Regions from separate parts of the Homo sapiens genome. Here region 2 is linked to region 1. Evidence: read pairs that join two places in POLR2A ChIA-PET (ENCODE). Cell type or tissue: MCF 10A. All regions are shown on one strand. Each heading gives the region's core, and the rest is flanking DNA. Links, peaks and the distances in the headings are about the cores only.

Region 1 (15,273 bases), core at 3,428-11,427:
AGTTTGCTGAAGATAATGGCTTCCAACACCATTCATGTCCCTGCATGGGACATGATCTCATTCCTTTTCATGGCTGCATAGTATTCCGTGGTATACATGTACCACATTTTCTTTATCTAGTCTATCATTGATGGGCATTTAGGTTGATGCTATATCTTTGCTATTGTGAATAGTGTTGCAAAAAATATTGCAAATTATATTTATTTATTTATTTTTGAAATGGAGTCTCGCTCTGTTGCCCAGGCTGGAGTGTGGTGGTGCAATCTCAGCTCACTCCAACTTCCACCTCCTGGATCCTGGATTCAAGTGATTCTCCTGCCTCAGCCTCCCAAGCAGCTGAGATTACAGGCACATGCCACCACGCCCAGCTAATTTTTGTATTTTTAGTAGAGATGGGGTTTCACCATGTTAGCCAGGCTGGTCTTGAACTCCTGACCTCAAGTGATCTGCCTGTCTCGGCCTCCCAAAGTGCTGGGATTACAGGCGTGAGCCACCGCACCCAGCCACATCGCAAGTTTTAAATGCTAAAATAAGGGCCTCAATACTTTGAATCTCTTATGTTAGTCATATGATGACACTGTTTTTAACAAAGGAGTTTGTGCCCTTTACATTATCATACATGTTACATATTACTGAATCATAATCAAGGCTTTACATACCTTGTTATTTGTTAGTGGTCTCTGTCAGCTAGGGGGCTAGAGCTCCACAAGGGCAGGGATTTCTGTCCTTTTGTTCAGTGATACATAATAAGCACCTGGAACAACACCTGACACATACTAGGCACTTAATATGGATTTATTTAATGGATGGATGGATGGGTAGATGGATGGATGATTGGATGGAGCCATATTCCCTACTAGATTACTAGATTGTAAACATCCCAAATAAACATTCTGGAAAAAGTAATACATGTACGTTGTTAAATACAATTCAAACAACCTATAAGAAAAGTATGAGACTCATTAGGGAAATTTGAACAGTGAATAATTGATGATATTCATAAAACACTGCTTGTTTGTTTAGGTGTGGAATGTATTGCAGTTATGGTTTACATATTTAACTACTTAAAGACACAATGACGGCTGGCGTTTGTTTCAAAACAATCTCAAGGCAGAGGAAGAGCAGTGAGGGAGATATGGATGAAACATAATCTACCATGAGTTGACCATTGTTTTGGGATAATGAGTGCATGAAAGTTTATTACACTGTCGTCTCTACTTTTGCTTAATATACTTAAAAATACTTAATTGTATTTTTTTCATAATAAAAACTTAAATATTCAAGTGTTACAGAATGGCATAGAGTTAAAAGCAAGACTCCGTCCCATCTCTGAACTCTTACCCCTACATCCTCTCATTTCCAGCTCATTCATTTAAAAAAAACATTCTTAACTACAAGCACCTAAAATATACCAAGCCCTATTGTAGTCGCTGGAGCTATAGCTGTAAGCAAGCGCTCGCATGCCAGTGTAGAAACAGACAATAAATAAGTTGATAAACAAATATATAAGACAATTTCAGAGATTGATAAGTGCTCTAAGAAAACAAAACCAGTTCTCCCCAAAGCAACCAGTGTTTCCAGGTAGTCTAGGCATTTAGCCACACATGTGTGTGTGTGCGTGCATGTGCACATGCGTGTGCGTGTGTGTGTGTGCATGTGTGCGTGCTCATGTATCACATACCCTTTTATTGCTCAGATGGGAGCATCCATGCTGTTCTATACTTTGCTTCTTTCCTTGAAAAATACATCCTACAGTTAAGTCTATACCCAGACTGTGACCTTTCAAGAGCAAGGGCCACATGAACTCACCCAGTGCCTGTCAGACCCACAGCAAAAGCTTGATAAATTTAATGCCTGATTGAAAGTCTTTCCAATCAAAAACTGGTTAAACAGCAAATACTCTGCCTTCTCACCCTCTCTGTACCTTGCCTCTCCTACTCCAAAGGTAGGATCCAAGGGAGGTTTGCAGAGCTGTGTGGTGCCTGGCATATGGAGAGCTTTCAATCAATGTTTGCTAGAGGAATTCAGAGTGGGATAAGAATTACAGCAAGGCAAAGACTGTCAGACAAACTTCTCCTTAATGAGAGCTGGGCATCTGGTGTGCTGCGCCAGGAAGAAAATGTGTGCCGGGTCCCCAGTGTGGACAGGTGTTCTCTGGCATTTGGAAGCAAAGCTAAAGCTCAGTTTACGGTGCATGCCGCATGGCCTAGTCTGGTTTTGGTTTTTTGCTTTTTGTTTTTGTTTGTTTCCTTCACCTGCTCTAGCTGCTACAGCCTTTTGATAATGCTGTGTTTGCCCTAAGAATCACCTTTAATTCTCAGCAGATCCCAGAGAGATGAACATGGAATCACTGGGCGATCACTTACCTCATGGTTTATTTCCTGAAGGGCTTGACTCTTATAAGATCCAAGATGTCACGTTAATTTTTAAAAATGTATTCTCAGTAGTCATATTGATTCTGTTGTTGTTTTTCTGGAAAGCATTAATAGCAGAAAGGCCACATGAGTTCAGTGGTCACCCAGACCATTTGAGCCCCAAACCTTGCTTAATCTTGAATGGCCTGAGAAAGGTTAGAGGTATTTGACTATTTTCTTAAAAATAAAATACCTGAGTTATTGATAAATACAAAAAAAATGGAGTGAAGGGGAAGAATGACCAACCGTAAATTGGAACTTATTTACTTATTTCCTAGCATTACTCATTTTAGGATAATGCCTATTTGTGTAAACAGAGTTGAAGAACATGAGGATATTCTTCCTGCTACTATATCCAGGTCAATGTGTGATGCTCCCTTTGCTCATCATATTTGTTTAAAAGATTGGAAGATTATTCCAACAAATTGACCTAGAGACCCCTTTTTCACAGCCCAAGATACTTGTAAAACTCTCCTTTTAAAATATCCCTACAAGATCTCATTTGACATAACATTAGTGTTAGGTTGAGTGGGAGCTCAGGTCTTTCCATGATGGTTGTGTGTGCTGGGTGAGTTATATCAGTTTGTGTGAAGAGAGGGAAGTGAATATGAGCACACAGAACATAGCAACAGAGGCTGGAGAATGCCTGCAAGTTTGAAATAGGAAAGGAAGATACCAAAGACATTTTCCATCAGGTTAACCATCAAAATCATCATAGAAAGAAGGACTGGCCAAAATGCTTGAGGTCTGCTCATGTAAACACATCTGTTAGTCAGCTGGGACTGCTATAGCAAAATACCACAGGCTGGATGGCTTATACAACAGACATTTATTTTCTGAGATCAAGGTGCCAGCATGGTTGGGTTCTGGTGAGGGCTGTCTTCCAGGTTTGCAGACAGCTGTCTTCTTGCTGTGTGCTAATGTAGGCTTTCCATGGTGTCCTATTGTGGAGAGAGAGAGATCCATCTCTCTCTGACTTCTTCTTCTTATAAGGGCACTAATCCCATCATGAAGGCCTCACTCTTGTGACCTCATTTAACCCTAACTACCTCCCAAAGGACTTTTAATATTATCACACTGAGGGATCAGGGCTTCGACATACAAATTTGGTGGAAGGGACACAAATATTTAGCCCAAAATAACACTGGAGTAATTTTAGCACTTTACACGTTTATTTCATTTGGTTGTTGTGAGAATGTATGTATATCACGAAGCCCTTTACAAGTTTGCTTTGGATTGATTATTCACTTGACATTCAAGAAATATTTCTTATCATTTACTCTGTGCCTGGTGCAGTCGTAGGCCTTGGAGAATTCAGCAGGAAAAAACAGATATGGTCCCTGTCCTCAAGGAGCTCACAGTTTAATGGGAGAAAGGAAGAGGCAATGAATAAACAAACAAACAAAGAAGAAAGTAAATACAAACAAATCAATCACTTGTGATTTGGCTTTGAAGGACAAAAACAGATGTAGTCCTAGAGAAAAGGATGGGGAAGAGGTGATTAGGAAAGGCTTCTGAAAAGGTGACATTGAAGCTGATACCTGAAAGATAAGAAGCCTGCCCTGTGGAAAATGCAAGAGTGTTCCAGCAGATGGAACAGCAGGTGTGAAGAGCTCCAGGCAGAATAGAGGCTAGCATGTTCTAGGAACCAAAAGAGGTTCCTGTGTCTGGAACGCAGTGTATGATGGGGAGAATACAGCATGAGGTTGGGGGGATTGGGAGGACAAATTGCAGGGGGCCTTGTAGGCCAAGGTAAGGCCTTCATTTTATTCTAAGGATGATGGGAGCTGTTATAGAGCATAAGCTGGGGAAAGAGGTGGTTTGGTTCATGGGACTTGTTCACTGTCATGAGAAGCAGTCAGTAGATAAAGGTAAAGAAGGCAGGAAGAGACAAAGACGAAGCCAGAACCAATTTAGATACTTTGAGTAAATCAGTTTTCTTCTAGCCTTCGCGATCCTAGAAAACTATATGTAGACTTAGTGTTGTTTGAAAATCATTTTTCAGGTGATGAAGGGACTGTGCATTCAGCAGACATTTGTGGAGTGTCTACCCAGATGTGCTATGTGGTGGTAGCACAAAGATTGAATAAGACAAAAATCCTGGCCACCAAGAGCACTTAGGCCAGTCAAGGATACTGACAAGCACACCAAAGACACTCAAAGAACATGTGAAGAGCTCTGAGAAGAGTAGTTAAGGAGGAGGAGGAGGAGGACTCTGAAGATCGAGTCCTGCCAGGGAGGGAAGGCAGCAGGAAAGGTCTTGTTCAAAAAACAAGTGCTGCATGAGCAGATTCCTTAAGGAATGAGGAAGACTTTTCCCAGGTGGATGGAGTTAGATGTGGAAAAGCAGGCAGCGGGAACAGCACACACAAATATTCGGAGATAAGTGAGCCGCGAGCGTGAAAGCCACTGTGACAGCTTGTGTGGTCAGAGCGCTGGGCCCCAAAGGGGAGTGACAATGAGGATCTTCTCTACCAATAAGAGGGGAAGAGGGAAGAAAGCTAAGATGAATTTCTTTAGAAGACGTGTGAAGAACAGTTTGGAAGTAGAATAAAGGCAAAGTAGAATCAGATGCAACAGCCCAGGTAACAATACACTAGTCACGTCTAAGGCAAGATGATAAGCCTTAAAAAGGTAAGACCACATGACAGTCTTCACCGTATTCCCTTGAGCACCAGGTACAAAACCAAACACGCAATATTTTCTTAAATTATTATTAAATTGCATTGAGTAAATATAGTACCCTCACACTGAGGGATCAGGGCTTCCACATATGAATGAATTAGAATTTGTATATTCTAATATACAAAATGTCCAGTTCTAGATTCAGGATAAGATATTACCCTACCACAGAGAGGCAAAGCACTAGGTGCTATTTTTACATATTTATAAGGCCCAAACAGGTTAATGCATATTCTTGACATCACAGATTTATTTCTATGTTAATTTACTTTCAGAAAGCATGTATAACCATAATATACATGGGGAAAAAGTAATTTTATTCATGTGTTTGGACATAAAAAATATCATTATGCAGTCTAATAATCCCAGTTGACAGTTAGAATCATTAAAAAAAAACAGATATATTAAGAAAATTCAAGAAAAGCAACAACCACACTATGGTCTGGCTCCTCTGTTTTGTTGGGTGGCACTGATTTATACCAGCAGGCACAGTCATTTACAAGTCCATTTTGTGATCAATGCCTGGCCTATTTGCCTATATACAGCATTATGAAAAGTGCAGGCAGGCCTGCTAAAGAATTTCAACGGCCTAGACTTTGCAGGCAAGTGAAAAAGAAGGGTTTTTTGTTGTAACCTGTTATGTTTACATTTTTTTCTACCCTACGGTGACAGCACAGGTTTGGGGTCCCTGGTTACATACCAATGTACTACTATATATACCATTTAAAAATTCAAATGGGGTTAGTTTAGATGTTGATTCAGATCTTCTCCAAAATAGGAAAGGGCATTTTTATTCCTTTTGGATGATTCAAATCTTTTCCAGAATAGAAAAGGGCATTTTTAGTCAGTTTGGATAACTTTGAGATTTTTCTAGATAAATTTAATCTGTAAGGGACGAAAGTCGATCGGGAATTATCTCTGCCAATGACTTGGTCCAGCCAGTGAGCTTGTGAGTAAATCCTGCTTCTTCTCCACATAACTTAATTCCCACATTTCCCTCCACTTCCACTGAATGAAAAGAGAAGATGTTTCCACCATAGGAAACCACAGATAATTGAGAGAACTTTCTAAGATAGTTTTTCCTTTCTTCTTTTTATCCTCACTTTCTCTCCCCACTCAGAGCTTAAACAAGTGATACATCTCTGGCTTTCCTTGCAGCCCTCCTCCCCGCCCCTCCTTTTGGATAAGCCTCAGCTTCGTGGCCTGGCATGCCGGAGAAACTGGTTCTACACACCCAGGGGGAAAATGACAGCTTTTCACCGCAAGCTGCTCAGCTCATAAATAGCGAGGGGTAGCGTCCACACACGTCTCGACCTGCCTCTTTCCAAACGCCTGTACAGCCAGCATGGCAGGAAAGTCTTCAGAGAACATTAACAGCTCTTTACATAACTTTCTGTAAAGCAGCTTAGTAATGTTTGCAGCCTAAACAGCCCACAGGTGACAGCTCTGCCATTCTAATGCCTACAAGTGAATGACCAGCTCAACTGGGTGGTTCTTTCTTCTTCCAGAGTGGCCCTGGGAGACAGGGAGAGGGAGAAAAGAACAGAGGTGAGCGGAGAGAGAAGTTAGCTTAGTAAAGAATGAAGTGTCCACAAACCTGGCAAAGGGCCTATGATTTTATGCCTTGAGGTAAGAAAGTCAACTGCTTTTCCTGGAACTTGGTCTAAATTTAACACCCGCTTTTGCAAATGTCTGCTGTACGGTGAGTTGTGTGAGCTCATGGTGGAAAGTGACAAAGTAGGTACACAGCTGATATAATTTATTTATAAATGCATGAGTGCCGAAAGGAGGTAAAATCATGCAGAGTTGATTTAGCTGTTGTGTTGTTCACGGAAAACATGTTGCACACCAACAAAACACACAGATGCACATCTAAATTATTTTAAAGATCACATTTAAACCTGGAAAATACCAGTGGCTTTTTAACTTTATCACATCATAGTTAGGGCTTTAAAAAATGAATCTATTATTGTTTCCTTATGAGACTATAAGAGAAATAATGAATATTAAAATGAAGGTACTTAGTTGTCCTTTAGTATTTAAAACTACCAGGAAAGAAAAAGAAAAACAGTTTAGGTTAAGTTTAAGGAAGGAAAGGAAAAGGGGAAAAAATAGGTTGTCATTTTCAGATTATCATTTCATTTTACTTTAATAAGATTTTTAGGTGGTGACTGTTTTGTTTGTTTGTTTGTTTTGCAAGCTCAACAGTATAACAACAGAACTTAAAGATCTTCGGGTTTGAGAGGAATTATTAAGGGCTAGACCTGTTTTATGTATTGCTTTTAATATACATTTCACAGCATTTACTGCAGTAATCTCTTTGGGGAAATTAGCAATGGAACAATTTCTATATTTAAGAACCATAAGCCTCCATGTATGTTGAATTAACCTATTGTATAACCACAATACTAACAGCAAGGAAAAAGATTTTATTAAAATAGGGTTATTGCACCTTTTTATTTTTCTCTACTCCACTCAGCAGAATCTTAGAAAACTCTTCCATAACCTTAACTTTATCTTCAAACATAAAGTGATTACATGCTTTCGATATACTGTGTTTTTGCTTTTGTTGATAAATAGCTTTCCTGTAAGAAATGGATCATGACAATCAGAAATTAGATAATTGTAAACAAATTATATTTTACTGATAAAAATACAACCACGAATATGAAGACACTTAGAAACAGAAAAAGAGCAAGTTACATTTTCCATACATCAATATATAAAAACAGCCAGAAGAAATTTTTTCAAAATCAGGAAACAGTTCCTGGTCTATAAGGTATAAATCCTAACTCTTTACCAAATGTATAATTCTATGTTTTAAAAAATATTAAAAATTAAAAATTGGCTATGAAAATAGCAATTCATATTATTGTGGAGATTTATATACAATGGGAATCAAATGAGAAAGAAAATATTATATTCTTATTTGTATAGCAATGAAAACAACAGAATAAATCTGGAATTAAAGCTGGTCTTTAAAACAATTTCAGTGTAAAGTTAAAGCATTTATTCTACTGCATATATTTTATAATCTACATAATGCCTAACTCTTGCCCAAGATGAGCTTTCTGCACAGATAGATACTTAAAAGCTACTTTTTAGAGACACTGCTACTCAAGATTTATCATTAAATTTATTCCTTCTCCCTTTCCATTATGGATAAATGTTCTTGAGATCTAGAGAAAAGAACTTCCTGCTTCCTCCAGAAAGTAAACTAAATCAGAAATAAAGAAGAAATAAATATAACAACCCAATAGAAAAAGTACAGAAGTCATCTGTAGTTATACACTTTGGCTTCAAATGAAGAGATAAGCAAATTAAGACCTCCCAGGAAAATCCATGCCACTTCTTACACAAAACCCAAGCCACTACTTGGACATTGAGTTAGTTCAGTGTAGACTTTCTGCCAGACATAATGTATTTGATAAAGCTTCTGGCTTTTTATCTTCAGACTTGGTTTGCTATATTAATTCAAGAGTCTCAGGAATATGAGAAACAATGGCAATAATTCAAAATTTTTCATTATCTGTTCTTGGATATGTCTTCATTTGTCATAACTGTAGGGCTGTAATAAAGGAGCTGCTTCTGTCTTCTCATATAAATTTGGGTTTATTCTTTCTCAGTACTAGTTTCAGTCTTGGACTCCCCTGGCCTGAGGGAAGGGTCTGCGCTCCTTCTCACCCAGGTACCCTCAGCTGGATGTATTTATTACCTCCCACACCAAGACCACCTTGGTCTCTGATCTTTCCAGCCTCAGAACCCATCTCTTCACCTCAGCTATCATCACACCGTTAGTGAAAGGGTGAGGGAGCGCCAGACTTTTTCACACTGAAACTGATCACAAATTCATAGAAAACCCAGAGCCAAGATTATGCAAACCACAGTTTATAATGGAAGCCATTTCTATGTTAAAAGAAAAACCTTAGACAAATTGAATTTACCAGAGTTTAATTGAGCAAAGAATGATTCGTGAATCAGGTAGCCCCTGAACCAGAACAGGTTCAGAGAGACTCCAGCACTGCCTCCTGGTCAAAGAAGAATTATGGACAGGAAAGCGGAAGTGACTACAGAAAAAGGAAGTGAGGTTGCAACTGGGTGTTTGCCTCATTTGAACATGGTTTGAACAGTTGGCCGCCTTTGATTGGCCAAAACTCAGTGATTGGCATGAGAGTAGGTTACAGTCTGTTAACACATCCAGTTAGGTTACAGTTCACCATGCGCGAAGAAACCTTTAGGCTGAACTTAAAATACATAAGGAAGCAGGTTTAGGCTAAACTTAATTTAACACCTATTGAAAAATACAAAAATCCTAAAGCAGGATTCACTATAAATATTTATTTCCAGAATTCCTTTCCTTCCCCTTCTTTGTGGCTTTGCCTATGTTCTTCCTAAAGCCAGGGAACATGCTAATTAGGATTAAAAAGGCCACAGTCTTATCAGTCTTTGGTAAGGCTTTGTTAGCATAATAACCAAAGTTATAAGAGTTGTTTGATATTAACAAGAGAAAGGACTGTTTGTCTTGTCGATTTTCACTCAAAACGATGCAGATGATCACCCTTCCTGCTCCCATATTCATCAAGGGAAAAACTAGAATGTATTTATTGAATGGTGAGTTTGAACCCTGGAATAAAGGCTAAAACCAAATGGGCAGTGGGGAGTATAACACGGAGATCTCAACAGCGGACTCGCTAATGCCCTTGGGAGGGAGCATCTGAATGGGCAGTTGACTCCTGGGCTTTTACATTGGCTGGCTTCTCTTCCTAGAACCTTCTTCTCCCTTTTAGGTTATAAAATACTCTCACCTTCTTCTAGTCTTTGCTAAAATGTTTATATTTTGATGGGGCCTCCCTTGACCATGCTATTTAACATTGCAAACCACCCTTCAGTCCTCCACTATAGATTCCCTGTTTCTTTCTACTACCTACCCATCACCTCCTAACTCTATACTCTATTACACTAGATCATGTGCTTTTTTATTAAGTTTTCATTTATTGTTTGTCTCTTCCCAACCACAAGAGGATAGACTGTTTTGGTTTGTTTTGTTTATTCATGTTCCCTAATTTTTCCAAGCATCTCTAACAGAGCCTATGGATACCATTAATTTCTATCTACTCATAGACTCCATACCTCAGGCCATTTCAAATATTACCAGTGTAATTAAGTAAGGGGTTACATTTAGGTTATCATCCGCCCCCCCGCCCAAAAAAAAAGCCATGATGGCAATACATAGCTGAACAGCTCAGTCTACCATTTTTAGTCTCTTAGCTCAGAATTTTCAATATCTATCAGTTTCCCACCAATCCCTACATTGCCACCAATAACTGAGATTTCCTTTTTCAATCTGCAAGTTATTGCTAACAAGCGATCATTGATTAACTGTGTTCATTAAGCAGTCTATTGAAAAGAGAGAATCTTAGAAAAACAAAAATAAATATAAAAGGTCATCTCACCATGAATTACTGCCACCACACCACCAAAAGAATAACAGTGAGAAGAAGGGAAAGAGAAGAAAGAAGCAGAGGAAGAGAAGAGATGTTAATATATTAATCATTTACATTGGAAAATGATCCTCCTAAATGCTGTTATCAGTTCATATACCATCACTATCAACAGTCATACTTCAGTTTTGGGTTTTGTTTTTTTTTTTTGTAATTTCAAAGAAAAAATGTGAGATAGGAAAAAAATGAAAACACATCATGAGATAGGGAGAAATTTGAGGTCTCAAGTTGACAAACGGAATGTTCATTTTGGTTTTTAAAAATTTAAATAACTTTTTCACTGACACTTGCAGAACAGAAATTATTTTTTAAATTATGCCTCTAAAAGCCAGAAGACGTAATCATAGCACTTTCTCTATTATTCTCACCTCTAAATGTTCATTCGTTTATTTATGTATTTATATATTTATTTATTTATTTTTAAGGCAGCTCCTCCCTCTGACTCCCAGGCTGAAGTGCAGTGGTGTGATCATAGTTCACTCAGTGTTGACTTCCTGGGCTCAAACGATCCTCCCATGTCAGCCTCCTGAGTAGCTGGGACTACAGGTGCAGGCCACTACCATTGGCTAATTTTTATTTATTTATTTATTTATTTTTGTTTTTGAAACAGAGTCTCTGCCACCCAGGCTGGAGTACATTGGCACGATTTTGGCTCACTGCATCCTCCGCCTCCTATGCTCAAGTGATTCTCATGCCTCTGCCTCCCGAATAGCTGGAATTACAGGCATGTGCCACCACACCTGGCTAATTTTTGTGTGTGTGTCTGTGTGTGTGTGTGTGTGTGTGTGTGTCTGTGTGTGTGTATTTTTAGTAGAGATGGAGTTTCAACATGTTAGCCAGGCTGGTCTTGAACTCTAGCCTCAAGTGATCCACCCACCTGGGCCTCCCAAAGCGCTGAGATTACAGGAGTGAGCCACCACACGCAGCCTATTTTTTATTTATTTGTTTGTTTGTTTGTTTTATTTTTATTTATTTATTTTGCAGGGATGGGGTTTCACCATGTTGTCCAGGCTGGTCTGGAACTCCTGAGCTCAAGTGATCCGCCCACCTCAACCTCCCAATGTACTGGGATTACAGGAGTGAGCCACCGTGCCCATCCTGTGGTTGAGATCTTATGTCTCTCTATATTTGCATTCAATATAACTTCTACTATTTTGTTTGGCACAGATATACTTTGTTAAATTTATTATCGGGAGGTAAAAAATATCAGACTGATTTTGACAACTCTCGGGTTCTCGAGTAAGACTTCGAAATTCATAAAGAAAAAGCATTTCCAATTTTCTGTTGCAGATCATGTAAATACTAGAGTGGAGTCTAAAATCTCCTGCCTGTGAACTGAGCCCATGACCCTGCATAAATCATTTGATCTGCTCTGGTTCCCATAATTCTATGCTTATTTATAAATACAGCTGAAAGACTATTAATTTCTTCACCAGGCACAGGTAAAGGAGAGGAATGGGAGCCAGGGCAAAGGATGTTGAGCCAAAGCCAATGTAAACTAAGGCGAAGAAGCCAGTACTGTCATTTGCTATTCAGCACCTGTTTAGTTATTAGTAGATATCAGATGTGTCACTGTAAGATTCTAAGCAAAGGGCTAGAGAGAAGATACAGGAAATTTTAGCCCTGTGGGTTAAGGCTCAGTAGAATGATTTGAACAATATTCAAAGGATGAATCAATGAATCAACATATGAGAGATTCAAAATGCAAATATTTAAAAATCAAATAGGAAAATAAAGAACTCTTTGAGTCAATTTCAAATATTTAGCTCCTGAAAATTTAAATAAATGAAGTTTTCACCTGAGCGCAGCAGCTCATGCCTATAATCCCAACAACTCGGTAAGCTGAGGTGGGAGAATGGCTTGAGGCCAGGAGTTTGAGAGCAGTCTGGGCAACAGAGTGAGATGCCATCTCTAAAATAAATAAATTCATTAATTAAATAAATGAAATAAATTCAGCCCGGCATGGTGGCCCATGCCCATAGTCACAGCTACACAGGAGGCTAAGGTGGGAGAACCACTTGCGCCCAGGAGTTCAAGGCTGCCGCGAGCTAGGATTGCAGCACTGCACTCCAGCCTGGGCAACAAAGCAAGACCCCAGCTCTAAAAACATAAATAAATAAATAATAACAATAATAAAGCTTTTCCTGAAAATTAAAGGTATAGGAAAGTGACAGAGGAAATAGGACTTATACAGGTATTTAAATGAGTATTATATGTTTATTGTGGCAATTTTATAGTAACTGAAACTAACAGAAACCACAAAAGGAGATTAATCAAATTATAGTACTTCATACAATAAAATACTACACATCTGTAAAAATAATGTAAAGAAATTTTTTACATCATGGGAAAGTCTTTTCAATACAATGTTAAGTGGAAAAAAGGTCTACAAATGAGTACATATATATATAATGAGTATATATACAAATGATGGTATACAAATATATATTACAAATATATACAAATATGTACAAATATATACAATTGTGTATATATACGAATGAGAACATATATAATGAAGCCATTTTTATAAATAAGAAAATAAACGTGTATCTGTATACAGATGTTAGCCATTATGTCTCTATTAACTAATTATTTATTAATTCTAATGTATATTTACAACAAATATGTATTATAATTGTCTTCTTAAGAAACAATATGTGTATATATATGTGTGTGTGTGTGTGTATATATATATAGTTTTTTTTTAATATTGTTGTGGTGGTGGGCAGAATAATGGTTCTCTAAAGATGTCTATGTCCTGATCCAAGGAACCTGTGACTGTGATGTGGTGTGTTCACAGCAAAGCAAAATTAAGAATGTGGATAGGGCTGTGGTTGTTAATCAGCTGACCTTAAAATATTATCCTGGATAGGTGCAATATAATCACATGAGTTCTTAAAAGGAGAAGCAGAGGATTAGAGAAGGACATGAGAAGGACTCACTTGTTGTATTAGCCTGTTTTCACACTGCTATAAATAACTGCCTGAGACTGGGCAATTTATAAAGGAAAGAGGTTTAACTGAATCACAGTTCAGCATGGCTGGGGAGGCCTCAGGAAACTTACAATCGTAGTGGAAGGCAAAGGGGAAGCAAGGCACCTTCTTCACAAAGCAGCAGGAAGGAGAAGTGCCAAGTGAAAAGGGAAGAGACCCTCATAAAACCATCAGATCTCGTGAGAACTCACTCACTATTAAGAGAACAGCATCGGGAAACTTCCCCCATGATTCAATTACCTCTACCTGGTCTCTCCCTTGACATGTGGGAATCAGGGGGATTATAGGAATTGCAATTCAAATAAGACTTGGATGGGGACACAAAGCCTAACTATATCACCTGCCTTCACTGGCTTTGAAGTTGGAAAAAGGAAGCCACAAGCCAAAGAATGCAGTGGTTTCTAAAAGCTGGTAACGCCCCTCAATTAATAGCCAGCAAGGAAATGGAGACCTCAGTTTTACAACCACAAGGAACTGAGTTCTGTGAACAACCCCAGGAAAGAGCAAACAAATTCTCCTCTGGAGCCTCTAAGAGAGGAACGGAGTCAGCCTACACCTCGATTTTAGTCCAGTGAGATCCGTGTGGGGCTTCTGACCTACAGAACTCAGATGATAAGTTTGTCTTGGTTTAGGCCTCTACATTTGTGATCCTTTGTTATGGCGGCAAGAGACAACTAACACCATCAGAAAGGGTTTGGAAATGCAGAGAGAACAAGGAGAATTAATTTCACAAATGAGGAAGACTCAGTAGAAATACACCATATATGAGAGATTCAATAGGATCAAAGGTTAATAGAAGGGAAAGAGACAAAGATGGAAAGATCCAGATTACAGAAAGCCAGAGGCACAAATCTGGATGATAAGGAAGTCAGAGAAGATCGAGGTGGTGCATGTCAGTGAGAGGTGACAGCGTGCTCACCTCTGAGGGCTGCGCTCTGAGGGCAGTCCTCAGAGCCCTCGCTCGCTTTCGGCGCCTCCTCTGCCTGGGCTCCCACTTTGGAGGCACTTGAGGAGCCCTTCAGCCCACCGCTGCGCTGTGGGAGCCCCTTTCTGGGCTGGCCAAGGCCGGAGCCCACTCCCTCAGCTTGCAGGGAGGTGTGGAGGGAGAGGCGCGAGCGGGAACCAGGGCTGTGCGCGGCGCTTGCGGGCCAGCTGGAGTTCCGGGTGGGCATGGGCTTGGCGGGCCCCGCACTCAGAGCAGCCGGCGAGCCCTTGCTGGCCCTGGGCAATGAGGAACTTAGCACCCGGGCCAGCGGCTGTGGAGGGTGTACTGGGTCCCCCAGCAGTGCCAGCCCACCGGCGCTGCGCTCGATTTCTCACCAGGCCTTAGCTGCCTTCCCGCGGGGCAGAGCTCAGGACCTGCAGCCCGCCATGCCTGAGCCTCCCAACCCCTCCATGGGCTCCTGTGCGGCCGGAGCCTCCCCAACGAGCGCCACCCCCTGCTCCACGGCGCCCAGTCCCATCAACCACGCAAGGGCTGAGGCGTGTAGGTGCACGGCACTGGGGCTGAGGCGTGTAGGTGCACGGCACTGGGACTGGCAGGCAGCTCCACCTGCAGCCCAGGTGCGGGATCCACTGGGTGAAGCCAGCTGGGCTCCTGAGTCTGGTGGGGACGTGGAGAACCTTTATGTCTAGCTCAAGGATTGTAAATACACCAATCGGCACTCTGTATCTAGCTCA
Region 2 (15,273 bases), core at 2,824-10,823, 79 kb before region 1:
GTGTGTTTAGGCTTCACTAACTTTCCCCTTTGCCTGTGGATGTTTTCAAATTATGAGGTGTCCAAGCTGAGGGAGATATTTGGGTCAAGAATATTAGATTCTCTTCTTCTATTTGCAAAGAATTGTTGTTATCTATGAAACAAGTGTTTTAGAAAACTTGGTTCATTAGCTCTGGGTACCTTCCCGCATTTTTTGATGTGTTTCTGTGGACTACACTGACCCCATACACAAACTTGATTGCACCTAGAGATATGGTGGTAATGTCACTGGACCTGATCACAAATAAGCTTTAAAAGTTTGAGGTATGTTATTTCACTGAAGGGTAAGTACTTCCGTTGGGAAGTGATTTTGACGATAAATCTTATGTAGGATTAAAAGCCTTTTTGGCCAAGTTCCTAGACTGAGACTATTTTTTTGCTTGTTCATTCATTTTGGTTTGAGGTGTAGGTCAGTCCTGAAACCAAAATCATCAGGAGGTAACAACTGCTGTGTGTGCATGCATGTGTTAATATATTTATGCACGCGTGCGCATGTGTGCATTTTCTCACTAGTAGTGTAACCTAGTATTTATTTCCAATTCCCACGATCCACTGAAAGCAACAGTGGTTTTAGTTCCATGAAGGAACAAATTGGTTCCTGCAGGAGCAGACACTGGTTTCCTACTGGCAAAATCTGAGGGCACCACCAAGCTGATTTGGCAAAATGAACTCCGAACCAGTCTATTCGTCACAGTGAGGGGCAGTTACCAACCAGAATGGCTCACTGGTGTCTAATAAAGACAGGAAGTGGTCTTTTGGCAAGTGGTCATTCTCTCCATCTTGGAGCATATTTCCTCTTGTGACTGGTAGGTATCAGCTATCAGGCAGCCTAATTTACCTGAAAAATGTTGTTAGGCATAGGATGAATTCAGGTTCATGGTGTAACAGTTTAAACAGAAGTAGTGCAGGTATTTCAAGAGGAAGTTTATTTTCTCCTTGAATGTGTATTTTACTCATTGGCAGGGCCACAAGGCTACTAAACATTCCTAATCCATATCACTGCTGCATTTTAGGCAAAACAAGCAAGTACACCTCATTATTTTGTACTGACTGGGTGTCTGTGAACCTCCGTAAGCAGAGCTGTGGTTCTTGTTCCCCATTTTTCCTGTACTCCTTTGGGCTGAACGATTTGTGGGCCCACAAACTACAATAAACTAGAGACATTTTGAACAAGAAATGTATTTGCCTCCTGCAAATACTACCTGATTGAGAAAGTGTGTGAGCATGTGTGTTAACATAAATATGATAAGAAGAACAAGAAGTTTAGTCTGCATGAATAAAGTGGCACTTTTTCTTGATGCCTTGATGTTTTATTTTAAAACTCACCATGTAAGGCAGGAAAATGTCTAAATTTATATTCCATAAAATCTGAGTTCAGCTACTGCGTCTACTTTAATGTGATGTCTTTAGGACATGAACCCATTATGATAATAATCTGATTGGTAAAGAGAGGTCATTAGATATCTTTCTCCAAAGAGATAGCTGCCAGAAAGAAATAGCGATTAGAGGTGTAAAAAAGATTTCTTTAATGTTTCCTGTTTTGCCATTTTATCTGTAGTAAAAAATTTATTCTTCCATGCTCAATAAATTCTGAAGAGTGCTTTGAGTTCAGGGGATAGTAGACTTCTTTACATGCACAATAACTGTTGAATACTGGTTATGAATGGGCTTCCTAACTACACTTTTGATGTATGCATATTGTTTTGATAAATGAAAATACAAATGCACTGAGGAAAAGATAGATCAGATTTTTGTTTCAGAAGGAAACTCAGTGATTCTTACCTCTTCACAAGAAAATGTATTTGATATATCTTTTGCTAGAATATTTTGTAAGCTAGAGGTTTTTTAAAATTTTCTTTCTGAAGTTTTATTAATGCTATTTTTATGGGGAAAAAATTATAACAACCACATAGTTATAGAAATTAGGCCAGGCACGGCGGCTTCTGCCTGTAATCCCAGCACTTTGGGAGGCCGAGGCAGGCAGATCACCTGAGGTCAGGAGGTCAAGACTAGCCTACCCAATATGGCAAAACCTTGTCTCTACTAAAAAAAAAATACAAAAAATTAGCCGAGTGTGGTGGTGGCTGCCTGTAATCCCAGCTACTCAGGAGGCTGAGGCAGGAGAATTGCTTGAACCCAGGAGGCAGAGGTTTCAACGAGCCAAGATCGCACCACTGCACTTCAGCCTGGGCGACAGGAGTGAAACTTCATCTCAAAAAAAAAAAAAAAAAAATTAAACACATTACAAGAGGGGTTGCTTCTTTTGGGGAATTATAGTGCCAGAACTGAAAAATGATTGTGCAATCAGTACACAGCTATATCCCCTTGTTATAGCTGTAGCATAGCTGTAGCAGCTCTGGATCTGGGAGCCACTATATCAAGGCGGCTACTGAGAGGAGCCCATTTCAGCTCTCTGAGCCCCAAGACTCTCCTGGGCATCATTTGAAATCTTTTTGGAGGCAGCCACACTCCCATGGCCCATGCACTCTGCAAACCAGTGAAGATGTGAAGATGGCACCATGCAAATGCCACCAAGATTTACTGCCTGTGCTCTCTGGAGGAGTAGCCACCACTGTACCACGGCTTGCTCGAACCAAACCTAGGGCAGCCGAGGACTACTGCTGACAAGTAGGGAGCAGAGCTTTAAGGTGGCGCTGGGCAGAGAGCCCTGAGATCCCACAGGCACCCTGGTCCTCTCCTTTGAAACGGTCCTGTCCTTGAGGCCCTGGCACTCTGGACTTGTGATGGGAGTGGCAGCCCCACAGATCTTTAAAATGCCTTAAGAGTCACTCTTCTATTGTCTTGATGAATAGCATGTGGCTGGTACATACTAATCTCCTTACTCACACCTTTGGTGTGCTCTCCCGAACATGCTTTCTCATTTGTTACAATATCGGCAGGCTGAGAATTTTCTGCATCTTTAACTTCTGCTTCCCTTTTGATGATAAATTCTGTCTTTGAATCTTTTCTGTCTCCTCGCATTTCCTATAAGCAGTCAAGAGAAGCCGTGCAGCACCCACAGCACTGTGCTTAGAGGATTCTTCTCCCAAATATTCAATTTCACCATCCACGAGCACTACCGTCCACTGAACACTAGGATACCAACACAGTTCAGCCAAGCTCTTTGCCACTTTGTAACAGAGATCACCTTTCCACCAGTTTCCCATAATACGTTCCTCATTTCCATCTGAGACCTCCTCAGGATGGCCTTTACTGTCCGAATTTCTACCAACATTCTGATCATGACCACTTAGGTAATCTCTAAGAAGATTGAAGCTTTGTCTACAACCCTCTTCTTCTGATCCCTCAATGGAGTCATCCTTTAAGATCCATTCTTGGTGATGTAGGCATTTTCTAGCATGCACTTCAGAACTCTTCCAAGCTCTACCCATAACTCAGTTCCAAAGCCACTTCCAGGTTTTTAAGCATTCGTTATAGCCACATTCTATTTTTTGGTAGCAATTTCTGTCTTAGTTCATTTGGCCTGCCGCAACAAAATACTTTAGACTAAGTAACTTACAAATAGTAGAAATATATTGCTGATAGTTCTGGAGCTTGGAAAATCCAAGATCAAAGTGGGATTAGGTTTCAAAATATTAATTTGGGGGGTACACAAACATTCAGACAATAGCACCTCCTTTATAAAACAGGAAGACTTATTTTCATAAAGTTGCTGCAAGAGTAAAATGAGGATGTACCCCCAGCATTTAGCATGATGCCTGACACAGCTCCATGCGGGCAAGAACCACACTCTTCTCATTCTCCTTTGCATGCTCAGTGTTTGATACTGTGTCTGGCACATAGTTGGTCCTCAATAAACACTTGTTTACTGATGAAATAATAAACACAAAATATTAGTTCTTGTTTTCTTAAATGTTTTGTAGCTGCTAAAATGTGATATATGCCGAGTTTTATATATAACTTGTTAAATATTAACACAATAATCCCTCCATATAAATTTCCAGCAAACAAATTTACTTTTTGTATCTTCTTGATTCTAGTATATGAAGCTGTGAATCACTCCTGTTAGACCTGTTGAGTAAAACAGGAAACTTGGGGAAATAAAAAAGGGAAGCAGTGTCAAAAGCAGAATGGATTGCCTCATAGCTATCAACTCATCCTCTCTGCGGTGGGGCTTTTTTTTTGCAGTGAAGTCTTGGAGGAAATAAGGGAACATGAGGGAAGGAAGATCCTGGCCTTGGACATCTCTTTTTATCCTCAGTCAGGAGAAAGACAGACAGAAGTGTGTGGAAGCATAAATGACTCATGTTTTGGCATAAGATTTTTATGGGCAGCCAAGTTACTGGATATCCCCAAGACTTCAGTGGACCCTAAAAGTGCTTAGAGGAAAATGCATAAGTCAGGAAAGCACTGAACACTTGACTGAGGACAGACAAATGCACACCATATTGATTTCAACAAAGCTAAATACTCAGTAAGCAGCGACTCATTAAAAATTGAGTGAGGAGAGTTGCTGAACAGTTTCTAGGAAGCAAAAGATGGCCAATGAAACAAACAGCTCCACACCCAATGTTACAAAATATCATTGCCTTGGGATTTATTTAGTGTTGGTGTTTGTTTTCTATTAATGAACTTCATAGGATTTTAAATTTTACTTTTGACTTCAGCTCCTCTACCATATATTTTTCTTAAAGTCTAGGACTTCGGATTATGGAAAGACTACTGTGTGTGTGTGTGTGTGTGTGTGTGTGTGTATGCATGTGCACACACTCATGTATCCATGTGTACATTACGTTGGCTTAAAACATGTAAAAGTGTGTACATATATGTGCTTGAGATATAGCTCTACACTATATGTATACACACACATACTCAAACATAGGTATGTACACACAGACGACATGTACCTTGCTCTCCTTTAGATGTGGAAACCTCTAGTGTGGAGTCTGTATCATATGGTTCTCATATAGTGCAACATTTATAGCACTGGTTAAGTGCTGAGCACAACATGAGCACTTAACAGATACTAAAAATGTTTTTAAACTTTAAGAGAGGAGAAGTTTAAAAATCCAGTCCCTTTGAAAGCGTTTAAAGTAACATAAAAATTCAAAGGAATAGAGGCACCATTTGGTTAATTAAAGCATCTTCTGATAAACCTTTGATATGGCTGACTGCAACATTAAGTGGCAAAGTGGCCACTTGTCCAGGACAACCCCAAACCCTAAAATTCTTGTGGTGGAGAAAACTATTTGGAAATATTTCTCTAAATTAATTCAAAAGTGTCTGAGGTCTTCTCATTTTTATTGTTCTCCCTAAAGAATATAAAGTGGAAAGAGTAATGAAAATAATTTATTTGAAAGACTGAGAAAATAATTCCTTAAATAGTTTACAAGTAGCCAAAGATGCATGATATTGGTAGTGCTGAAAGGAAGGGAAGAAGAGAGGGAGAGACGGAGGGAGGAAGGAAGGGTGGCAGAGAGGAAGAGAGGGAAGAGGAACAAAGAAACAAAAAGAAAAGAAAAGAAACACTGCAGCTGTGAATTGACTCCAGACCAGAGTATATTCTTTCTTCATCTGAGGTATTCTTAATACATTCCTGAAACTTCCAGAAGGATTTTCAACAGTTGAATGGGCCAAAGGAACTTGCATAGTCTCCACGTCCAAAGGCCAAACTCCGTTAAGGGAATGTAAATATATACCCTTAGGGTAGCATCCAGGGATACGGAATAAAAATGTTTGCTTATTCATGTATATATCCCCAAGACTGTAGAAAGCTCCTCTTCTTAAGAATATAACCTTTCAAGATGCAGGGACAAGAAAAAGCAGAAGAAAGAAAAAATACTAATGTCTCAGCAGCTCGACTGTGCATCTGAGAAAGACTTGACAGGCGACTCGGCACATCACGTCAATCTCATCTTAAAACCAAAATTCTGATGTCATATGGAGATGGCACACTGACATTCACTGAGCTCATGCTTAAGGGATTTCTCATCATGCGTGTTCAGACACTATCCCTTTTTAGAGTCTTGATCTGTGTCTCACTGGCTGAGCACTCAACAGGGAGGGAGTAGGTAGCTCATATTGCTTGCAGAATTTACATAAAGTGCTTAAACAGATATGTAAACCCTGGGTGACTTGCCAGGCATGGTAGTAAAATTTCTCAGCAGGCGTGATACCCTGTAGCGAGGACCTTCTAAATGGACTCACAGGGAGAAATGGGGCGGTTCAAAGGTAAAGACAATAGTTTCAAGCCTACACCAAGGCGAGCTGGCACAGGGATTGCCACAGAAAGAGAGGTGGCAGTGTTTAACCACTCCAGTTCTGGAAAACTCCATCCATCCCTCCTCCACCACCACCACCACCACCACCTCCTCTTGCTCAACACAGTGCTTCAAAGGAGCTTGGTGAATGGGCGAGTCTTGGGCGATGGGACTGAACACAACCTCCTGCTCACTGGGCCACCTGGATTGCCTAATAGCTGTCAACTCATCCTCTCTGCGGTGGGGCTTTAGTGTTGCCCTGAAGACAGCACAGCACAGCGGCTGGTAAGCCAGGACCTTTGATCCTTGCAGTCTCCACTATCGGGGCTTTTTCCCCCTCTTTTTCTGTCTTTCTCCAAACTTTGAAGATAATGAGTCTTAAATATTTGCAAGTAATTAGAAGGTGTGGCTGCCAAGGAAAAGTGAGTATTTTTCTTTTAAATGGGAAGAGTAGGTACTGTGCTCATCACACATCTCTAATTATATCACATGTGCTTATTTGGTCTCTGATAAACTGATCTGGCCCTGGTAGGGAAACCACACCTAGGAAGTAATGAGCCCCTCCTGCAACAATAATAGCCATTAAGAGGCGAGAAGCAGAGTGTCACCATGAGTTAATTATTTATCATTTACTGACAACTTCATCCTTCAACTTGCTTTTCAGCTTCAATATCTGAACAATGGAAGTAAGGGGACTGTGTATTCTCCTACAGGAACAGAGCAGATGATTTCAGAAAATACTATATGAAGTCTCCTTTTATTATGCATTTAAACAATTTTACTGAAAAACAAAGTCACCCTCTATCTCTAGGTTCATTTTTGGTACTTTTCATAGTGTGTGTGTGTGTGTGTGTGTGTGTGTGTGTGTGTGATGAAAGGACACATACAATTTGAAATGTGAGCAATACTTTATTATCCATTGCTAATGAAGAAAAAATCAGAAAGTCTAAAGGAAGCAAATACATAACTAAATGGATCACTGGGATAAAACCTTTACCCATATGAAACGTCCAACAGCTACCCTGAAGGGTAAAAATAAAAATGATAGCTTGGCTTATTCAGTCATTCTCCCACTTGACCGAACAATCTCTCAGCATAGAGAAGATGCACGCAATTATCTCACCCTGTAGGATTTGGCCAAGGTCTATGTAGTAGAACTTTCTTTCCTCCCCTATTTCTATCTCAGATGTAAAAAGGACATTTCAGATCATTTACCCAATGCCTTCATTTTACAAGGAATAAACTGAGGCACAGAGAAAGGCTGTTGGAGTGGCCCACGATCAAAAAATCAGCTAACAACAGATTCAGGTCTTCTGGTCCCACATAGAGTGGCAGCTGTCCTTGCCCTTACCCAGACTTTGCCTGTTCTCCAGTCCTTTAACAGGATGCTCCTAGCCAGCTGAGAGCCTTCACAGGCCTCGCTGCCCGTAGCCCAGCACCTGAAAAGTGAGGTTGTTAAACAGAGGCACTCACAGTCTTTCCTAGTGAGTCCGCTTTTCAATTTATAAAAGATAAAACGTTTTGGTAAGTTGTCAAAGTAGCAAAATGAGCTTCTTCCTCTACTCACATGTGTTGCTATGTGATGTTCACCTATTCTTGGGATTTTGTTTTCTTACACCTTCTAATTGTCTCATTGACTTTACCCTTTTAAAGGTGTGTGTGTGTGTGTGTGTGTGTGTGTGTGTAAACATATATGCATGCATGTATCTACACAAATATATTTTTTCCTGTTCAAACTACTCAACTAAGAAAGATGCATGAGAATATAAATAACACTTGTCTCACCTTTTTGAGTATTGACTTTGGACTATTTAAGAAGGATTTTAGTTTATGAGCTGTTGCCAAAGCATTTCAGTTTTTCTCTGAAGGCACTTCTCTAAGGCAAAATAAGGCTGAATAATGGCTTTTGGGGACAAGGGAAGTGGAAACTTATTTGTTTGTGTTTTTATAGGAACACAAATTAGAATAGGTTGAGGACTCCAGTATCCTCAATCCCAGAGGTATCCAGGGACGCTTCATTCTCAGCTCATGGCTGATTAGTACCCTCTTTTCTGAGAAACACAGGGGTTTGAGTCATTTATAGTATTTGACTAATCTCAGAATTTAAAGGAAAACTCAAAAGACTTTGAAAGTAAAAAGGCCATATAGGGCTGGGTGCAATGGCTCACGTCTGTAATCCCAGTACTTTGGGAGGCGAAAGCAGGAGACTGCTTGAGCTCAGGAGTTCAAGACCAGCCTGGGCAACATAGTGAGACCTCGTCTCTACAAAAAATAAAAAAAAATAGCAGGGCATGGCGGTGCCTACCTGCAGTCCCAGCTCCTTGCAAGACTGAGGCAGGAGGATTGCTTGACCCCAAGAGTTCAAGGTTACAGTGAGCTGTGATCATGCCACTGCACTCTAGCCTGGGCAACAGAGCAAAACCTCGACTCAAAAAAAAAAAAAAAAAAAGTAAAGAAAAGGGCCATATAGTAATATATGATACTAGATTAAAATCACAGGTTTCCAAGATGTCACTCATGGTTTTAAACATTTTACACGTATTAAATCATTTAATCCTTAAGACACCCCTGTAAGGCAGATACCATTATTATACCCACATTTCACATGAGGAAACTGAGACACAGAAGTTAGACAACAAGGTTACACCACTGGTCAGTGCTGAGCCTAGAAGTGGAGCCTGCACTCTGCACCCCAACACACTGCCCCCGGCCCCCGCCCAGTGAAAAGCAGGCTCCGTTCAAGAAACCAGGAAGCATCAGGTTGACATTCCAGGAATAGAAACTTTCTGGAAGCCGCAAGGGCCTCTCCTTTAAACACTCTTACCTACTCACACCCTGATCTAAATTAGGTTTAAGAAATCCAGGTAAGATCAGAATGCCTAAAGGGATGGAGCTCTTGCCGAACAGTGTATATGAAGAGGAATATGGTCTAATCCCAATGCCAATTTGTTCCAAGCGAAAGCAGAAGTCTCGATTTCAGGGGCTTGCCTCTCTAGCTCTCCAGGATCAATGGACCCAAGGATTCGCCAATACATTGTGAAGATGAGACGAGTTGCTGTCAACTTTTAGGAGGTGACCCAGGACACTGAAAGCCATTCTTCCAGAAGAGGCAGGAGCCTGTGATGCCCCTAAACACAGGTGCAACCATATATGTACACACACACACACACACACACACACACACACACGCACCCCAAAGCCTACTTACTTAAGCTCATTTCAACAGAACACTGCCAGACAGACAGACACAGAAATAACTCAGTACAAGATGAGCAATAATTATAAACGAGGTAACAGAGGAACAAGCTGCTGTGGGGATCTAGGAAGACGGTTCATGAGGAAATCATGGCCCTTCCTCCCACCCACCCCTTCCTGAGGAAGGGAGGCGTTTGGTGTGTGGTATTTTTCACCAGGCACACAATGGAGTTAGGTAACTTTGGAAAGAAAGGCAATTTAAATAAGGAGAGGCCTGATGAAGTAAGTTAACGATGTACATTCTTGGGTGGTGAGAAGATAAAACATGTAACAGTAAAAAATACGAGTTCATCAAAAGGAAGAGTGTGTGTATAGTATATTTCAAGATATTTCCACCTCTATTGGTCTTAATTAAAAAGCATGGTTTGGGTCAGGCGCAGTGGCTTATGCCTGTAATCCCAGCACTTTGGGAGGCCGAGGCGAGCAGATCACCTGAGGTCAGGAGTTTGAGACCAGCCTGGCCAACATGGTGAAACCCCATCTCTACTAAAAATACCAAAAATTAGCCGGGCACAGTGGCAGGCACCTGTAATCCCAGCTACTTAGGAGGCTGAGACAGGAGAACTGCTTGAAGCCGGGAGGCGGAGGTTGCAGTGAGCCAAGATCGCACCATTGTACTCCAGCCTGGGCAACAAGAAAAAAATATAAAAAACATGGTTTGGCATGTCGCTTAGGTCTGTTTTAGAATTTTCAAAATTTTTTGTAAAGAGTTTGTCCAATTTTCTGCCACTCACTATCTTTATTAACTTAAAGAATGAATATACCCACCAAAATAAGAAGATGAAAGAAAAAAGAACAAATATACCCATTTTCAGATATATCTTTTAAAGGAATAATTAGAATATGAAGAATTTCTTTATTAAAGAGGGAGTTTAATAAATGTACTAATATTACAAAGAATAGTACTACTGCCAAATATAAATTAACTGGCATCATAATATGCCCTTGTACTTCTTATAATTTGTATGACATTTTAAGATTTTAAAAAAGAAACCATAATTCAGTCTTTAAAACATAAAAATCTTAAAACTCTCCTTTCTCCTTCAGCTTCTAAACATGAAATTCATGGGTCAGAAGCCACGGTCTGAAGCTCAATGTAGATTTTTTAAATAGTATGTCAAATTTTTAAGCTATATATTTAGACACTTTATTTTATGGACCATTTTAGCTTCTATCCCATGGAAGTTCACTGTTTCAGGAACCTGTTTCTAAGAATGCAGTGGGGAACTTGCAGTCATTACCAGAAGACTTTTGGGGGACCTTTTATAACATACATTTCTATTTGACTGTGACAGTACCATGAGGCATTTTTCAACTTGACTCTTACAGAGTTTACTCAACCTAATAAAAGAGGCCTTCTATCTCTAATCATTCGTTTTCCCTCAACCAAAGAAGATCTTTGTCCCATTAGAAAAAAACAGTATTTTTTTTAAATGCAATTCTTAGTACTTAGCTCAGTAAGGTAGGGATGACTTGATTTTCAGGTTTGGTAAGAGTGATGTATTGTTTAAGCAATTTAAGCAACAAGTTTTAATAAATAAATTTTACTGCATTTAAAATTTAAAAAGGAATTCCCAAGCTCCTTAATGAAACTTTGCCTTAAGTTTACATACATATGTAATATATGTGTAAATATAAATCTGATAGACTTAAGAAATAAAATATTCTATTAACTTTGAGGTAGGTATAAATAATAGATAATAAATAGATCTCCATTTTTCAAATAAATGCTTTTTTCCCCATCTTGCAAAAAGAATGTATTCCATATTTATCTATGGCAGCCCTATTCAGAGAGGCAGTTTTATAATGAAACCCCAGCAGGCAACCTTTCTGAACCCAACCTTGAGTACTACTGTTGGAGTTGAAACCCTCACTGACTTAGTGGAGGCAAAGGAATAAAGAATAGGGACTGCTTTTTATTTCATTTATTTTATTTTATTTTATTTTTTAAGAGACAAAGTCTTGCTCTGTCACCCAGGCTGCATAGCAGTGGCAAGATCATGGCTCCACTATAGCCTCAAACTCCTGGGCTCAAGCAATCCTCCCACCTCAGCCTCTGGAGTAGGTGGGATTACAGACACATGTCACCCTGCCCCAGCAGAGCCTGCATATGGAAGAGTGGATGGACAATCCATTCTGCATCAAAAAGTGAGAGCTGACTTTAAATCCAATTCAATAGGTAGATAGTAGGTAAGTAGATGGAGCTTTGCATGTAGGAAATCATAGAAATAGTTTTATAAATTATTTTGTTATCTATTTATTGCCATGAAAATAAAACCATTTACTTTCAGAACTCTACTACCAAAATGTATTTGAGGCTGTGCGTGGTGGCTCATGCCTGTAATCCCAGCATTTGGGGAGGCTGAGACAAGTGGATCACTTGAGGTCAGGAGTTCGAGACCAGCCTGCCCAACATGGTGAAACCCCATCTCTATTAAAAATACAAAAATTAGCCATCATGGTGGCACGTGCCTGTAATCCCAGCTACTCGGGAGGCTGACGCATGAGAATTTGTTGAACCTGGGAGGGACAGGTTGCAGCGAGCTGAGATCGTGCCACTGCACTCCAGCCTGGGTGACACAGCGAGATTCCATCTCAAAAAAAAAAAAAAGTGTATTTGATACTTATTAAATAGTTATCAAATTTCAGAAATGCCAGATTAGAGATTGGCAATCTTTAAGGTTCCTTTTAATTTTACCCTTCATAGATATAAAAATCATTAAAGAGAAACCACTACTCCCTCTACTTTATGGTTGAAAACTTTAGCCCCTTCTAGAAAAATAGTCTATGTGCGCCTTCAAGTCCATACACATCTGAACAAAAGAATCTGCCACACTGTTGGAGTCTCAGAATGCTCAAAACTAGCAATGTCACTGGGCACTCCCATGGTGCGGTACTTCAGCCAAGGCCTAAAAGCAACTATTCTCCAAACACAGTTTCAAAACCCTATAATTATAAAATTCTGTTTGTGGCCTTTCAAAGTTGCTGTTTGTAACATTTTTAAAGTCTAGAACACAAAAACCACCATTCTAAATGATAGAAGGTTGTTTTTTTTTTTCACCTCATCAGTTATTTATGCCACTCAAACACATCATTGTGTTTACTGTTCAGCTTCTATATCATTAGGGATGAACAATAGGAAAAAAATAATTGCCGAACAGACAAAATTCTGGCAAATTGATAGGATAATGACATTATAAGTAAATAATAATTACACAATAGTATAGCTTGTGCTAATATAACTTATTGTGCCTACTGAGCCTACAATTAGCATCAATGTTTTTAATACCAGCCAAATTAATTTCATAGTTGACATTTCTAGCACAAAGTATTAGTAATTTTCAATCTTGTATTTTCTAATCCCAGAACCACCTACTGATACTGGAGAATGTTTAGAACTACTAACTGCGATGGCCGGGCACGGTGGCTCGCGCCTGTAATCCCAGCACTTTGAGAGACCAAGGCAGGTGGATCAACTAAGGTCAGGAGTTTGAGACCAGCCTGGCCAACATGGTGAAACCCTGTCTGTACTAAAAATACAAAAATTAGCCAGGAGTGGTGGCGGGTGCCTATAATCCCAGCTACTTGGGAAGCTGAGGCAGGAGAATTGCTTGAACCCGGGAGGCGGAGGTTGCAGTGAGCCAAGATCAAGCCATTGCACTCCAGCTGGGCCACAAGAGCAAAAAAAAAAAGAACTACTAATTGTGAACTAGAGCTAGAGCTTTATAATTCTACTTTTTATAAAGTCATCCCATCATTGCCTCTGCTTAGAGGTCTAACAATTCTTTGCCCATAGGAGTCCCCTAAAATATAACAACTAGATGATAAGTGAGTAAATAATTTGAAACACCCTGGCCAAGTGTATTAGTCCATTCTCACACTGCTATAAAGAACTACCTGAGACTGGGTAATTTATTAAAAAAAGGTTTAATTGACTTACACTTCTGCACACTATATAGGCTTCTGCTTTTGGGGAGGCCTCAGGAAACTTACCATCATAGCAGAAGGTGAAGAGGAAGCAAGCACATCTTCACTTGGCTGGCGGGAGGGGTGGGTGAGGTAAAACACACTGTCTTTTTTTTTTTTTTTTTTTTTTGAGATGGAGTCTTGCTCTGTCGCCCAGGCTGGAGTACAGTGGCGTGATCTCAGCTCACTGCACGCTCTGCCTCCCAGGTTCTTGCCATCCATTCTCCTGTCTCAGCCTCCCAAGTAGCTGGGACTACAGGCACCCACCACCATGCCCAGCTAATTTTTTGTATTTTTAGTAGAGATGGGGTTTCACCATGTTAGCCAGGATGGTCTCAATCTCCTGACCTTGTGATTTGCCTGCCTCTGCCTCCCAAGGTGCTGGGATTACAGGTGTGAGCCACTGTGCCTGGCCAGTACAACACACTTTCAACCAACAGAGCTCAGGAGGGCTCTATTACAGCACAGTGAGGAGGATGGTGCTAAACCATGAGGAACCACCCCCGTGATTCAGTAACCTCCTACCAGGCCCCTCCTCCAATACTGGGGATCACAACTTGACAGGAGATTTGGGTGGGGACACAGAGTCCCAGACTATATTATTCCACCTGGCCCCTTCAAAATATCATGTCCTTCTCACATTTCTTTTTTTTGGGGGGGGTAGGGGGCAGGGAGACAGAGTCTCACTCTGTCACCAGGCTGGAGTGCAGTGGTGCGATCTCAGCTCGCTGCAACCTCCGCCTCCCAGGTTCAAGTGATTCTCCTGCCTCAGCCTCCCGGGTAGCTGGGACTACAGGTGCACGCCACCATGCTCAGCTAATTGTTGTATTTTTGGTAGACACGGGGTTCACCATGTTGGCCAGGATGATCTCAATCTCCTGACCTCATCATCCTGCCGCCTCGGCCTCCCAAAGTGCTGGGATTACAGGCATGAGCCACCACACCTGGCCCCTTCTCACATTTCAAAACACAATTATGCCTTTCCAACAGTCCCCCCAAATCTTAACTCATTCCAGCATTAACTCAAAAGTCCAAGTCCAAAATCTCATCTGAGACAAGGCAAGTCCCTTCTACCTATGAGCCTGTAAATTAAAAAACAAATTAGTTATTTCTAAGATACAATGGGGGTACAGGAATTGAGTAAATGCTCCCATTCCAAAAGGGAGAAATTGGCTGAAACAAAGCGGCTACACATCCCACGGAAGGCTGAAACTCAGCAGGGTGATTATTAAATCTTGAAGCTCCAAAACAGTCTCCTTTGACTCCATGATTACATCCAGGCAACACTGATGCAAGGGATGGGCTCCTAAAGTCTTGGGCAGCTCAGCCCCTGTGGTGGTTCTGCATGGCTCCAGCTCCCATGGTTGCTCTCAAAAGCTGGCATTGAGTGCCTGCAACTTTCCCAGGCATGTGGTGCAAGCGGCCAGTGAATCTACCTTTCTGGGGTCTGGAGGATGGTAGCCTTCCTCTCCAAGCTCCACTAGGCAGCGCCCCAGTGGGGAGTCTGTGTGGGGTTCCAACCCCACATTTCCCCTTAGCGCTGCCCTAGTAGAAGTTCTCTATAAGGGCTCCACCCCTGTAGCAGACTTCTGCCTGGACATCCAGGCATTTCCACACATCCTCTGAAATCTAGACAGAGGCTCCCAAGCCTCAACTGTTGCCCTCTGCACACCTACAGGCTTAATACACATGGAAGCTGCCAAGGCTTGGGGCTCGCATCCTCCGAAGCAATGGCCTGAGCTGTACCTTGGTCCCTTTTAGCCATGGCTAGAGTTGGAGTGGCTGCGATGCAG

What was found. ChIA-PET counts read pairs that join two places held together with the same protein. Peaks named below come from ENCODE experiments on the same cell type or tissue, not always from the same donor. Only the 100,000 strongest peaks of a DNase experiment are listed, where the experiment ranks them.
Region 2: POLR2A ChIA-PET joins it to region 1 with 15 read pairs; 4 of 35 experiments call an interaction of 5 or more read pairs at or near these places.

Annotation. Positions count from the first base shown.
Region 1 is chr6:10,157,028-10,172,300 of GRCh38, forward strand. It overlaps the pseudogene OFCC1. Among named protein-coding and RNA genes, the nearest start is that of TFAP2A-AS2, 240 kb to the right of the region's middle. In MCF 10A, for the core only: no CTCF peak of the experiment used is centred there; DNase peaks (open chromatin) are centred at 6,374 and 6,714.
Region 2 is chr6:10,078,416-10,093,688 of GRCh38, forward strand. It overlaps the pseudogene OFCC1. Among named protein-coding and RNA genes, the nearest start is that of TFAP2A-AS2, 320 kb to the right of the region's middle. RefSeq lists a silencer at 4,057-4,257. In MCF 10A, for the core only: a CTCF peak has its summit at 6,287; DNase peaks (open chromatin) are centred at 4,156 and 6,406.